Linked DNA regions of Homo sapiens: regions 1 and 2 are each linked to region 3. A link is a contact called in ENCODE Hi-C or POLR2A ChIA-PET data. All regions are on one chromosome and are shown on one strand. Each heading gives the region's core, a stretch centred on a gene start or an enhancer-like site at or near the end of the contact. The rest is flanking DNA. Distances are from core to core; before and after follow the strand shown. Region 1 overlaps CAMK2D (calcium/calmodulin dependent protein kinase II delta). Region 2 holds the start of ARSJ (arylsulfatase family member J). Region 3 has its middle 63 kb from the start of CAMK2D.

Region 1 (3,740 bases), core at 336-2,835, 190 kb after region 3:
TCTGTGTTCCTGTTCAAGCTCCATTGTTTTTAACCTCAGTCAGCCTTCCCTTTTCTTCACTTGAATTAGCTTCTTCATATTATGCATGGGTAAATGCACAGAATTATTTGAGTGCACTGTTAGCTCTTAGCTTCAGAAAGGATTCAGAAATTAGAGGAGTGATCAGGGGAGCCAGCTCTGAAGCTACAAATTGGAAGGCACTAAGAGATGAGTGGATGTGTAATACCATATTTGGGAGAAGGAGGATGGAGAGCTATATGTTTGGTTAAGGATGGGCTTGGACAAGGCTGCTATTCTTTCTTGCTTTTGGTCCACAAACTGGTGTCAAATCCTGGAAACTGTATAAAGATTTAGTATTTATTATTATTTAGTATTTATTATTATTTCAAAAACATTTCAACTCTGGTATGTCCAGGCAGCCTATCTCTGCATGGTAGAGGCCTGGGAACCAACCTATGGATTAAAAAAAAATGTGTACTTTTATAGTTTCTAGGAAAAAAGTTCAGATTATATCTTCCTAGGTAGATATTTTATAGAAATTTACATCCAAGTTTATACCACAGTAAATCTCTAAGGGACAGATTTCAAGGAAACCCCCTGAATAGTTGGATTACTGTTTTCTTGCAGCTAAAAATTTTTGATTATGTGCCCAAACCAAAACAAAAGATTGCATTTAGCTTCCTCGATGAGAATTTCTGAAACCAAATACAAATGAAACCACAGGAGGAAAGATAAGGACTCACAAGTTTATGAAACTTGCTAATGGGACTTTAACTCCCTCTTAGACTCACTCACTCAACTTTCTTATTCCATTTGATATATTTTATTTTACATTATTTTGAAAAACAAAATGAAACATTGGGGGATATGTTCCATTTTGAATATAGAACTATTTTGAGAATTGTAGGAAAATCATTGTATATTTAGAATTACACGTGTCCTACAAAATTGTCCTCATACATTTATTCATCCATTTAGCAAATCTTTTTTAATATCTGTCATGTTAGGTACTCTTCTGTACACCTGTGATACATCAATAAGCAAAGCTGACAAAATTCTTTGCCCTTATACTGCTTCTATTCTGGGAACAGGGGCTGTGAATAAACAAATAAAAAAAGCCTGTCATATTGTGGTCAGATTGTGGTCAGATTATGGTAAGTGGGCCAAGTGTGGAAGGAAGTCAGGGAGCATGCCTTGCAGATACCTGAGGGAGGAGCCTCTAAGGGGTAGTGAGATGGGGGTTTATCTGGCAAGGATGGGAGCAGCTTGCAGGCCATGCAGCATAGTGTGGTGTGGAGTGAGGGGACTGGAAGTAGGGCAGGGGCCCTAGGTCATTGTGAAGACCTTTACTTTCCATCTGAGTGGGATTGTTATGGACTGAATGTTTGTGCCCACCTCCCCAATTCATATGTTGAAGTTCAAATCCCCAATGTGATGGTATTTAGAGATAGGGCCCTTTAGAGGTAATTAGATTTAGAGGAGATCATGAAGATGGGACCTCCTTGATAGCGTGAGTGTTTTTATAAGAAGAGGAAGTGACTAGAGCTCTCTCTCCACTATTTGAGTTCACAGTGACAAGGGGGCCATCTATCTGCAAGCCAGGAAGCAGGTCTTCATCTGAAACCAAATTTGCCTGTACCTTGATCTTGGACTTCCCAGCCTCCGGAACTGTGAGAAATAAATATGTTGTGTAAGCCACCAGTCTAATGGTGTTTTGTTATGGCAGTCCGAGTAGATTATTAAGGATAGGAGGGCTTCAGCAAGTTCTGAAGAGAGGAGTGAGCTGATCTGACTTCTGGTTGAAGAGGATCACTCTGGCTGCTATGCTGCAAGAGGACTGCAAGGGCCAAAGCAGAGGCTGGAAGACCTGCTAGGAGACAGTTGGAGTAATCGGTGGCTTGAATTGAGGTAGCAGCAATGGAAATAGAACACAGTGGTCAGATGCAGGATGTGCTTTGAAAGTAGAGCTGAATGTACTGGTGGATTGGATATGAGTTATTATGGACAGAGAGAGGTCAAGGATAAATCCAGAGAAACTGTGAGGATAGAGTTGTCTCAGTGGAGGTGGACACAGCTGGGAGTGAGGTAGAATGTTGTGATGGGAAGATGAAAGGATTTGTTACCGGCACATTAATTTTAGAATACCTATTAGACTCCTGAGTTGGAGATGCCAAAGACGTCATTGGATGTGAGTCTGAAATCTGGTAGAGAGTTCAGGGTTGGGAATATAAAATCAGAAGTTGACAGCATGCAACAGGAATGTTATTTAAAATATTTGATAACCAGTATGACTTGAGAACCAACCAATCAAAGCAGATGCCTGCTTTAACCACAGGCATAGCTGTACAGCTCCTGTCAGCAGGCTATCAGTCCAATATGCACTTGCATTTGCTAAAACATATCCTTTCTACATTGGTCATTCTCAACCTTTACAGATAAACTACAAATTTTATCAATATACCATAAATGCAGATTACCCATTAAAACCAAAAAAGGCACCAACTAGAAAGCATAAGCAGGGAATATTTATTTTCTCCACTATTATATTTGTCCACTCCCTAATTCACATTATGCCCACTGTATTTTCTTGTAAGGGTTAAGTACAAGTATTTAACATACTAACATATTTGTGAAGGCCAGGGACTAGTTTGAAAGTACCAGCTTTCAAGTACAATGGACTTGTATTTGAGTCCTGGATACTCCATTGTACTGTTTTTGCAGAAATAAGCTCCTTTTCCTTCCTTTTTCTGAAAATAAGTCTGTAAAGCTGGAAATAAGACTACTTCACATTGTTATAAGGATTAGAAATTCTATATATAAAGGATCTATTACAGTGCCCATTAATTGCAGTACAATTTCCCACACAAATTGTAGGATTTTAGAGCTTGAAAAGACCTTAACTTGGCTTGTGTTCTTAATAATAACTGGTCAAATTATTATAATATATCACACAATATATGTTGGATTTAGGCTGTAAGCTACATTCAGAAATGCTTGGGCATAAATATGTGCACACTTGGACACCCTGTTTACCAGGAGGAAGTATAAGTTCTTATCAAAGGAAAGAATGATTTTGATTATTTCTTTCTCATAGGTCAGATTGTAAAAACCCAGCAAAAAGTGCTTTCGCATACAGCATTAGCAATCAATTATATCTTTATATAAATATTTGCCTATGACACCAAGTGACTTGCTAACCCCTCATTTTTGTTGATAACCTCTCATAGGACAAAAATTACATTGCCGCCTTGCTCTGATATTTCAGGGTTGAGCTGGTGTACTATTTTGTGAAGATAATTACAAGGCTAGGTAATGCATATTTTAGGTAAAGAGAGTCTGGCCTTCTAGGCTTCCAAAGATCCTATAAGTTCAAGTCCTTGGTACCTCTGTATTCTAGACAGATCTTGGGGGAATGCCTTGGCTGCATTCACAGATAGATAGTAATGTAAGTTCCATGAGGTTTTGTTTCATGACTGTTTATTTACTTTTGATTCTCCAATACCTATAAAGTCTCCTGGCACAGAATCAATGCCCAAGAAATAGATGTCAAATTAATATGTAGAAACAAAAACGCTCTAGTGCTAATTCTACCTCAATGTCATATGCAATTTTGAGGGAAGCAGACACTGAATGAGTATCTTATTTCTGTGAAAGCAGCTTGTAATTGATTTACAAATGTCATTCCTTGGACCTGTGACTGCCAGCATTGGACTCTGTGTCCTTTTATGCTCAATAATGCT
Region 2 (3,717 bases), core at 357-2,856, 160 kb before region 3:
GAACCTCAACTGAAAATGTGTCTCCTTCTTGCACAGAACATGGATACTTCTTGTGCTATGTCACAAGAAGTCACTATCTCCCCAAATAAAAGGCTAGATTGACCAGAATGTTTGCATCTTTCCCATTCAAGCACCTGGCTAGGCCCATTAAGCCTAGGGCCCTACCTCTCAATGCTTTTCAATCCCCTGACACTCAGTACTCTCATTACATATTTGGTGACTTAATTTACAGAATTGCTAAACTCACATTTCTGAACATGGCTTCTAAAACTGACTATCTCTCCCCAGCTTAGCCAGAAGGGCTGCAAGGAAGAACAGAGACCAGAAGGCCTACAGCAGCTAGCAAGGTTAACTTCATGGAGCACCATCGTGCCTTTCAAAGTTCCCATTTCACAAAGTTTTGCCTGGGAACTCAGCAGGAACTTTAGCAACAGGAGAGAATTAGAAATAAATGGCTAAATGAAACCTAGATTTATGTTTCAGTCAATTGAGAGAATCTGACATGTTATGTGCCAGCCCACAGTAGGTATTCAGTAAGTAACTGTTGAATAAATTTGGTGGTAGAAAAAAATATCTCAGTGGCTCTTGGCATTCATTGCCTCTTCTATAGAGACTATACTATACATCCCTCTGCTGCCTTTGAGCAGGACTTTAAAACTCTATGACTCTAGTAAAATCAAGAGTATTTTCACAACCAAGATAAGTTTTTACAATGGTTTTCCTCCACATGGTAAAAAAGAAAGAAGGAAAAAAAATGATGAAGCTCCCTGAATTACTGGATGGGAAACACTGGCTTCTTTAATGCAGGAATGCAGACTGGCTTCGGGGTTCTTGAAGGAGAAATGCATAACTCTTCCTCTCCAGGCTTTTGGCTGGAGACACCCTGTGGGTAAGTTAGGGGAGAGGTAAGAGGGAGCGGGCAATTCCAGTATTTTCACATAGGGAAAGGGTAACGAAGAATCAGGCTGTAAAAGCCAGCTATTGGGAGAGGAAATAAAACTTAAAAATTTGTCATCGTTACTGAAAAAAAAAAAAAAAAAGGTAGGGACAAAAGGAATAGGAAAATGATGGGGGTGGGGGGACTAGTAAAGGAAAACCTGCAAAGGAAGTTGGAAAGAGGAAAGAGTGTCATACGCATTTTGTTTTTATTCCTGCTCCTTCTCTCTCACTCCCTCCAGAAGCTAGAAAAAGTTTGCAAGCGCAACTTTAGGGATGGGAGACGGGGCTCTTCACCAACAGCCCCACGAAAAGAAGTGCCCGCTTTACCCTTCCCCATTCGCGCCGCCGTCCTTTCCCTCTAGCGGGGTGATGGGCAGGAGGCGACACTCTTGGGACGCGGTAGCCCAGGCGGATCCCCCGGAATCCCGCTGGGCTGGAGCAGCACGCAGCTCTCTCTCTGGCAAAGCCTCCTCTGCCTTGGCCATCCACCTCCCGGAAAAGAAAAAGGAAAGATCGAGCCTCTAAACAGTCCTTTTCCCCCACCCCCTCTTCCCGGGGGAGCTCAGGAAGAAAGTACCGTTCTGTGATTCACTGGAGAGAAAAGAGGGAGGAGGCAAAAGAACTCGGAGTGCCAAAGCTAAATAAGTTAGCTGAGAAAACGCACGCAGTTTGCAGCGCCTGCGCCGGGTGCGCCAACTACGCAAAGACCAAGCGGGCTCCGCGCGGACCGGCCGCGGGGCTAGGGACCCGGCTTTGGCCTTCAGGCTCCCTAGCAGCGGGGAAAAGGAATTGCTGCCCGGAGTTTCTGCGGAGGTGGAGGGAGATCAGGAAACGGCTTCTTCCTCACTTCGCCGCCTGGTGAGTGTCGGGGAGATTGGCAAACGCCTAGGAAAGGACTGGGGAAAATAGCCCTGGGAAAGTGGAGAAGGTGATCAGGAGGCCGGTCCACTACGGCAGTTTATCTGTCTGATCAGAGCCAGACGCGACGCGTCCACTTCGCAGTTCTTTCCAGGTGTGGGGACCGCAGGACAGACGGCCGATCCCGCCGCCCTCCGTACCAGCACTCCCAGGAGAGTCAGCCTCGCTCCCCAACGTCGAGGGCGCTCTGGCCACGAAAAGTTCCTGTCCACTGTGATTCTCAATTCCTTGCTTGGTTTTTTTCTCCAGAGAACTTTTGGGTGGAGATATTAACTTTTTTCTTTTTTTTTTCCTTGGTGGAAGCTGCTCTAGGGAGGGGGGAGGAGGAGGAGAAAGTGAAATGTGCTGGAGAAGAGCGAGCCCTCCTTGTTCTTCCGGAGTCCCATCCATTAAGCCATCACTTCTGGAAGATTAAAGTTGTCGGACATGGTGACAGCTGAGAGGAGAGGAGGATTTCTTGCCAGGTGGAGAGTCTTCACCGTCTGTTGGGTGCATGTGTGCGCCCGCAGCGGCGCGGGGCGCGTGGTTCTCCGCGTGGAGTCTCACCTGGGACCTGAGTGAATGGCTCCCAGGGGCTGTGCGGGGCATCCGCCTCCGCCTTCTCCACAGGCCTGTGTCTGTCCTGGAAAGATGCTAGCAATGGGGGCGCTGGCAGGATTCTGGATCCTCTGCCTCCTCACTTATGGTTACCTGTCCTGGGGCCAGGCCTTAGAAGAGGAGGAAGAAGGGGCCTTACTAGCTCAAGCTGGAGAGAAACTAGAGCCCAGCACAACTTCCACCTCCCAGCCCCATCTCATTTTCATCCTAGCGGATGATCAGGGATTTAGAGATGTGGGTTACCACGGATCTGAGATTAAAACACCTACTCTTGACAAGCTCGCTGCCGAAGGAGTTAAACTGGAGAACTACTATGTCCAGCCTATTTGCACACCATCCAGGAGTCAGTTTATTACTGGAAAGTAAGTGTTCCTACTTCTTATATTTATTCCTTGGAGAAATCTTAAGCATTTAATGAAGATCCAGCTCCAAATTTAAGGGAGTAACAGAAAGTATGGGGAACAACTGAATGAATGAAGAATGAATGAATGATGTATGGTATTGGGGTACCGTGTTAAAATGGATACAATGTTAATGATCTTAATTTTCTAGTCACTAGTGTAGTCTAGTTTTCCTTTTTACAGAGCCAATTATAAGTTTCTAAATGAGATGAGAACGTATAAATACCCACAAACCAGAGATTTCCAGAAATGGTCTCCTGTTTCAAATCTATTCTACTTTTGAGCATGCTCAGATTTTGTTTCAGATGTCATACTAGAATTCACACTCACCATCACTGATAAGAAAGATCAAAAATTTTTTTTACTCTTGGTGCATTCTTAAATCTAGAATTATCAGAGAAAATGAACCAACGAAACAGATATAGAGTAATGTAAAATATGACCAGTTTATGTATGACTCTGCTTCGGTCTTTGATGGGTCATTTTCTCTTATGAGACCCCCTAATGAAGGCCATATTTAATTAGCAAAGCAGTTCTCAAAATGCAAGGAAATACAATGGTAAGTGCTCAAGAGGAGTCAAACTTCATCTGCAGTTTTCTGTTGCTCTTCACAGGTCTGGAATTTTCTGACTAACCAACAGAAATCAGACTATTTGGATGCTTAAGTAAAGTGCTTTTCATATTGTTGCTGCTTTGCTAAGTAGCTAAATCTTCTACTTAAATTGTTCAAACATTTTCATATTTTTACTCTATCCTATCAGAACACAGGCTACTGTAATTGATTTGGATGTACAAATTCAGCCTGTGGAACGAAGATAAACTAGGAAGGGCAGGGGTTAAGCTGGACAGAGGTAGAAGAAAA
Region 3 (3,634 bases), core at 1,095-3,594:
GACGCTAGGGTACAGAGATTACAAATTAGTCAAGAATAGATAATTAGCTACATGTGTATGCTTAAGTAACTATTAGGAACATTGGTATATACTTTATCATAATGTTGTTTTGGTTTTCCTCAAGTAGCTATTTTGTTGTATTCCATAATCCTTCATTAAATAATTTACTTAGGCATTGTAAAACAAACACATTTGAAGTGGTTAGAAGCATTCAACCACCTGGAGACCACCAGTATAGGGTTCGTTAAAAGACAGCTACACTGTTGGCATCCTGGCAAGAATAACTGCACACATGGTATCCAAACAAGTACTATTCCAAGTGTGGATAAGCCAAGTGTTACATAATAAGTCAGGGTCATCCAATGTGGGCTGTTCTTGACCATAATCTCTAGATACTGCTCCACAGCTCATTTTTGGAACATCTCAGTGATTTTTTTTACAGCCCGTTTGAATATTCAAAGTAATAGAGCAACAACAAAAAATTTCTAAGAAGTTGATTCCATTCCAATTTTTGTTATTTGAAGCACTTAATCAAATGATTATGTGAAAATTGCTACTTTGAATGAGACTAATTTTAAAAGGAGTCATTCAGTATATGAACTCCTTATGTTGCACCCAGGCATACCTCCTTTGACCTTGAAGTCTGACTAACCAGACGATTTTTTTCTTCTCTATTTAACAAGGATTTCTGAGAACCAGTATACTTTTTTTGGAAGGGAGAGAAAAGGACTTAAAAGCAATTATTTTCCCTCATGATGTAGCTGTCAGTACCAACCATGCAGAACAGGTATCTTTCCGTAATCTTCTCTTTAATAAAAGGTTTTTGTTTTGGCATTGCTTTGTTTATTTGTTTTGTTTTTCCTGCTCAGGTTTGAGATGGAGGAACAAATAAAGGAGAATATTGTGCTTTCCCTCCTCCATCACAATCCTTCTTACCACCTTTGCCTCAAACCCTTTCTATATTCAATCCTCCTAAAGCAACACTGTAATTTGAGAAAGAGAGAGAAAGAACTAGGAAAGAGAAGACAGAAAGTCTTATTAGGAGAGAGAGTGACTGGGATCTCCTGAGAGTTTGCACAGGCTCAGCAGGGAGGGGACAGACCTTGTCTAAGACTTTTAAAATAATTTATCCTTTATAAAAAATATAAAATCCTTTAATGCTGGACTAAAAGTAAGCCTCTTTCTCACAACACCTTTTCTGAAAGAGAGAAGATGTGAAACTTGTCTTCAAATAATTAAAGGGCCATAAGATTCAGAAACATCAGGCCTGCTATTTTTAAGAGACACATATATAACAAGTAACAGAAAGGATAGAGGAAAATGCTTATGAACTGGAAATGGATGGAAATGTAACACAAGCTACTTTTACATTTACAAGTTACATTCCCCTCTGCTGTCCTTCATCTCATTTTCCCACTGGCTTTTCTAACTCATGCCATGGTAAAAAACATGTGTCACATATCAACCTATTCACAAAATAATCTCTCTGCTCTTTAGTTCTAACCACAGTTTCCCTGAAGCCTCTGCAGTGGAGGCTGCTGATTCTTTCAAGTTTCATGAGCCCTGGTTTAAGTTCTCGTTTTCTGTGGCAAATGCTGTTTCCTGCCTTATTCCACCAGTCAAATATAAAAATCTGCTCTTCTTAGATTCAGACTAGACAGCTATGTCAACTTTTGTACTCTGTTATTTTTTAGTGATTGCCCTGCATTTACTAAATGCCCTGCATTACTAAATAGAATGAAACTGGTTCATTCTATTAAGTTGGAAAACTTCAGAGTCATACTATATTGAGAGTTTTTCTCTTATCAGTTGAGGTGTACAGCTTCTAAGGTGAACTCATGATCCCCATTTTCTGGCATTCACATCTTTGTGTAATCCACCCCCCGCCCCAACTTTAATCACAGGGCGAGCCTGTAACTTACTTCTAACCAACAGATTATGGCAAAGATGATGGGATGGCACCCTAGCATATGTCTCCTTGCTGGTTTGATGAAGTAAGAAACCATGTTGGGAAAGCTCATATGGCAAAGAACTTCAGGTGACCTCTGGGAACTGCGAATAGCTTCTAAATGATGAGAATTGACTGTAGGAGCTCAAGGCAGTTTCAGCTCACAACCAACAAGAGGCCAGAGCCCTCAATCCTACAACTGCAAGGAAATTCTTCCAGTAATCCGAGTGAGCTTGGAAATAGATTCCTCAACAGTCAAATCTCAAATGAGAACACACTCCAGCCAACACATTAATTGCAGCACTGTAAGACCCTAAGAAGAGAATCCAGCTAGGCAGTAACTGGACTCATGACTCACAGAAACTGTGAGATAATTAATATCGTCTTAAGCCACTGAATTTGTGATTTGTAACACAGCAATAGATCACTAATGCAATAATTTCCCTTTGCATTTCTTTCACAACTACCCACTCTTACAGCTTTACCCTCCATCTTGTCATGCCCTGCAAACTAAAATGTCTGAAAATTTTAGCTAACATTCTCTATAAACATATTTCCTATTTATTCTTTGACTTCCAAGTTGAAGACTTCCAGTAACTTGGTCTTCCTCAGATATCAATCCCTCTTTTAAAAATAAACAAACAAACAAACAAAAACTTTCACAAGTTTCTGTCTTCATTCTCCATGCATCTTGGACCTGGCTGATCATCTGAATTTTCATTTGATTTGTACCATTGCTTCTCTTATACAATTATCCTTTCCTGTCCTTTCCAAACCAAATCACAAAAATGATAATAGTTGCATTATCAACACCGATCTCTGCATACATGAGCACTATTCAAGGAAGCCACACATTCATATTGACACCTTTACAACTTTAGTATGCAAGAAATTGCTTCTTAATCCCAAACTCTAATTCTGAAATCTTAGCCCCAGACACTTACAACATCCTTAATAGTTTTACTTTAATTGCTCATCTTGCTCTTTGTAAAACAAATGTATTTTTGTAAGAAATATGTAGATTATCCTGATTGCTTCAAATATAGTTTTCTGAGGGATGTTTAAAAAGATATGAATATGCTATTTTGAATTACCCTATTTGGACCTTGTTTTCACTAGTAACCCTGTTTATATTTGATATACAAATTAGCATTCATAGTCTTTATAAAGCCTCATTCGCGATATATTTAAATGCCCTGGAGTTCTTGTTTCTATGATACTTTCACCTTTAACAATGTTTTCCATAAGTTATTCATAAGTATTATTACTCAAAAGAAGATGTTGAATTTAAGACAACAAGTTTGATGCAAAAATGTGAAGACCTATTAGAAGAAGATATTATATATTCAACTTACTATATGTTGTACTATCCAGTTTATTTTTTCCCAAAGAGTATTGTTCAACCAATGTGGAGAAGGATTGATGTGAAAAGGGCAACGATTACTGAAAAGTACTATTTGTTTTGAGTTAGAGAAAAGGCATTAGGTAATAAAAAATCTTTTGAAACTGAATAAAATACTTTTAAGAAAGATATCCTCATAAGATACTTGAAAAGAAGAAGTGATTAGTCATGGTTTTTCAGAGGCATTCAGTGAGTGCGGTCAGTGGGTGAGGAAATTGAACTCTCAGTCTGACTTCTGGACCACTCTTTGACATTTGGCCTATCCTTGCTTAGCTGTACTTTAC

What was found. A loop is a pair of places that touch in the nucleus more often than their neighbours do. ChIA-PET counts read pairs that join two places held with the same protein, here RNA polymerase II (POLR2A). Pooled maps may share reads with other maps.
Region 1: a loop to region 3 is called in a map with no recorded cell type, with 10 times the contacts of the local background. The contact joins two enhancer-like sites. A Hi-C loop is called at or near these places in 15 of 37 single-sample maps with no recorded cell type and 10 of 50 pooled maps.
Region 2: a loop to region 3 is called in a pooled map, with 2.0 times the contacts of the local background. The contact joins the promoter of ARSJ here to the enhancer-like site in region 3. A Hi-C loop is called at or near these places in 1 of 50 pooled maps. POLR2A ChIA-PET finds 5 or more read pairs at or near these places in 2 of 52 experiments (MCF 10A and PC-3).

The regions. Positions count from the first base shown.
Region 1 is chr4:113,634,501-113,638,240 of GRCh38, reverse strand. All of the region lies in intron 3 of CAMK2D (calcium/calmodulin dependent protein kinase II delta), which reads left to right. Among named protein-coding and RNA genes, the nearest start is that of CAMK2D, 130 kb to the left of the region's middle. Within about 2 kb of position 1,585, at least 8 of the 41 ENCODE cell types and tissues checked have a DNase peak (open chromatin) inside an H3K27ac peak, as active enhancers do.
Region 2 is chr4:113,977,536-113,981,252 of GRCh38, reverse strand. ARSJ (arylsulfatase family member J) reads left to right here and starts at 1,606. Exons shown (of 2, transcript NM_024590.4): 1 at 1,606-2,816. The coding sequence starts at 2,419. It overlaps LOC107986305 (a long non-coding RNA gene), which reads right to left and starts at 1,440. Exons shown (of 2, transcript XR_001741794.2): 1 at 1,267-1,440; 2 at 1-883. LOC124900762 (a long non-coding RNA gene) reads left to right here. Exons shown (of 3, transcript XR_007058237.1): 3 at 289-358.
Region 3 is chr4:113,823,326-113,826,959 of GRCh38, reverse strand. No RefSeq gene overlaps it. Among named protein-coding and RNA genes, the nearest start is that of CAMK2D, 63 kb to the right of the region's middle. Within about 2 kb of position 2,344, at least 2 of the 41 ENCODE cell types and tissues checked have a DNase peak (open chromatin) inside an H3K27ac peak, as active enhancers do.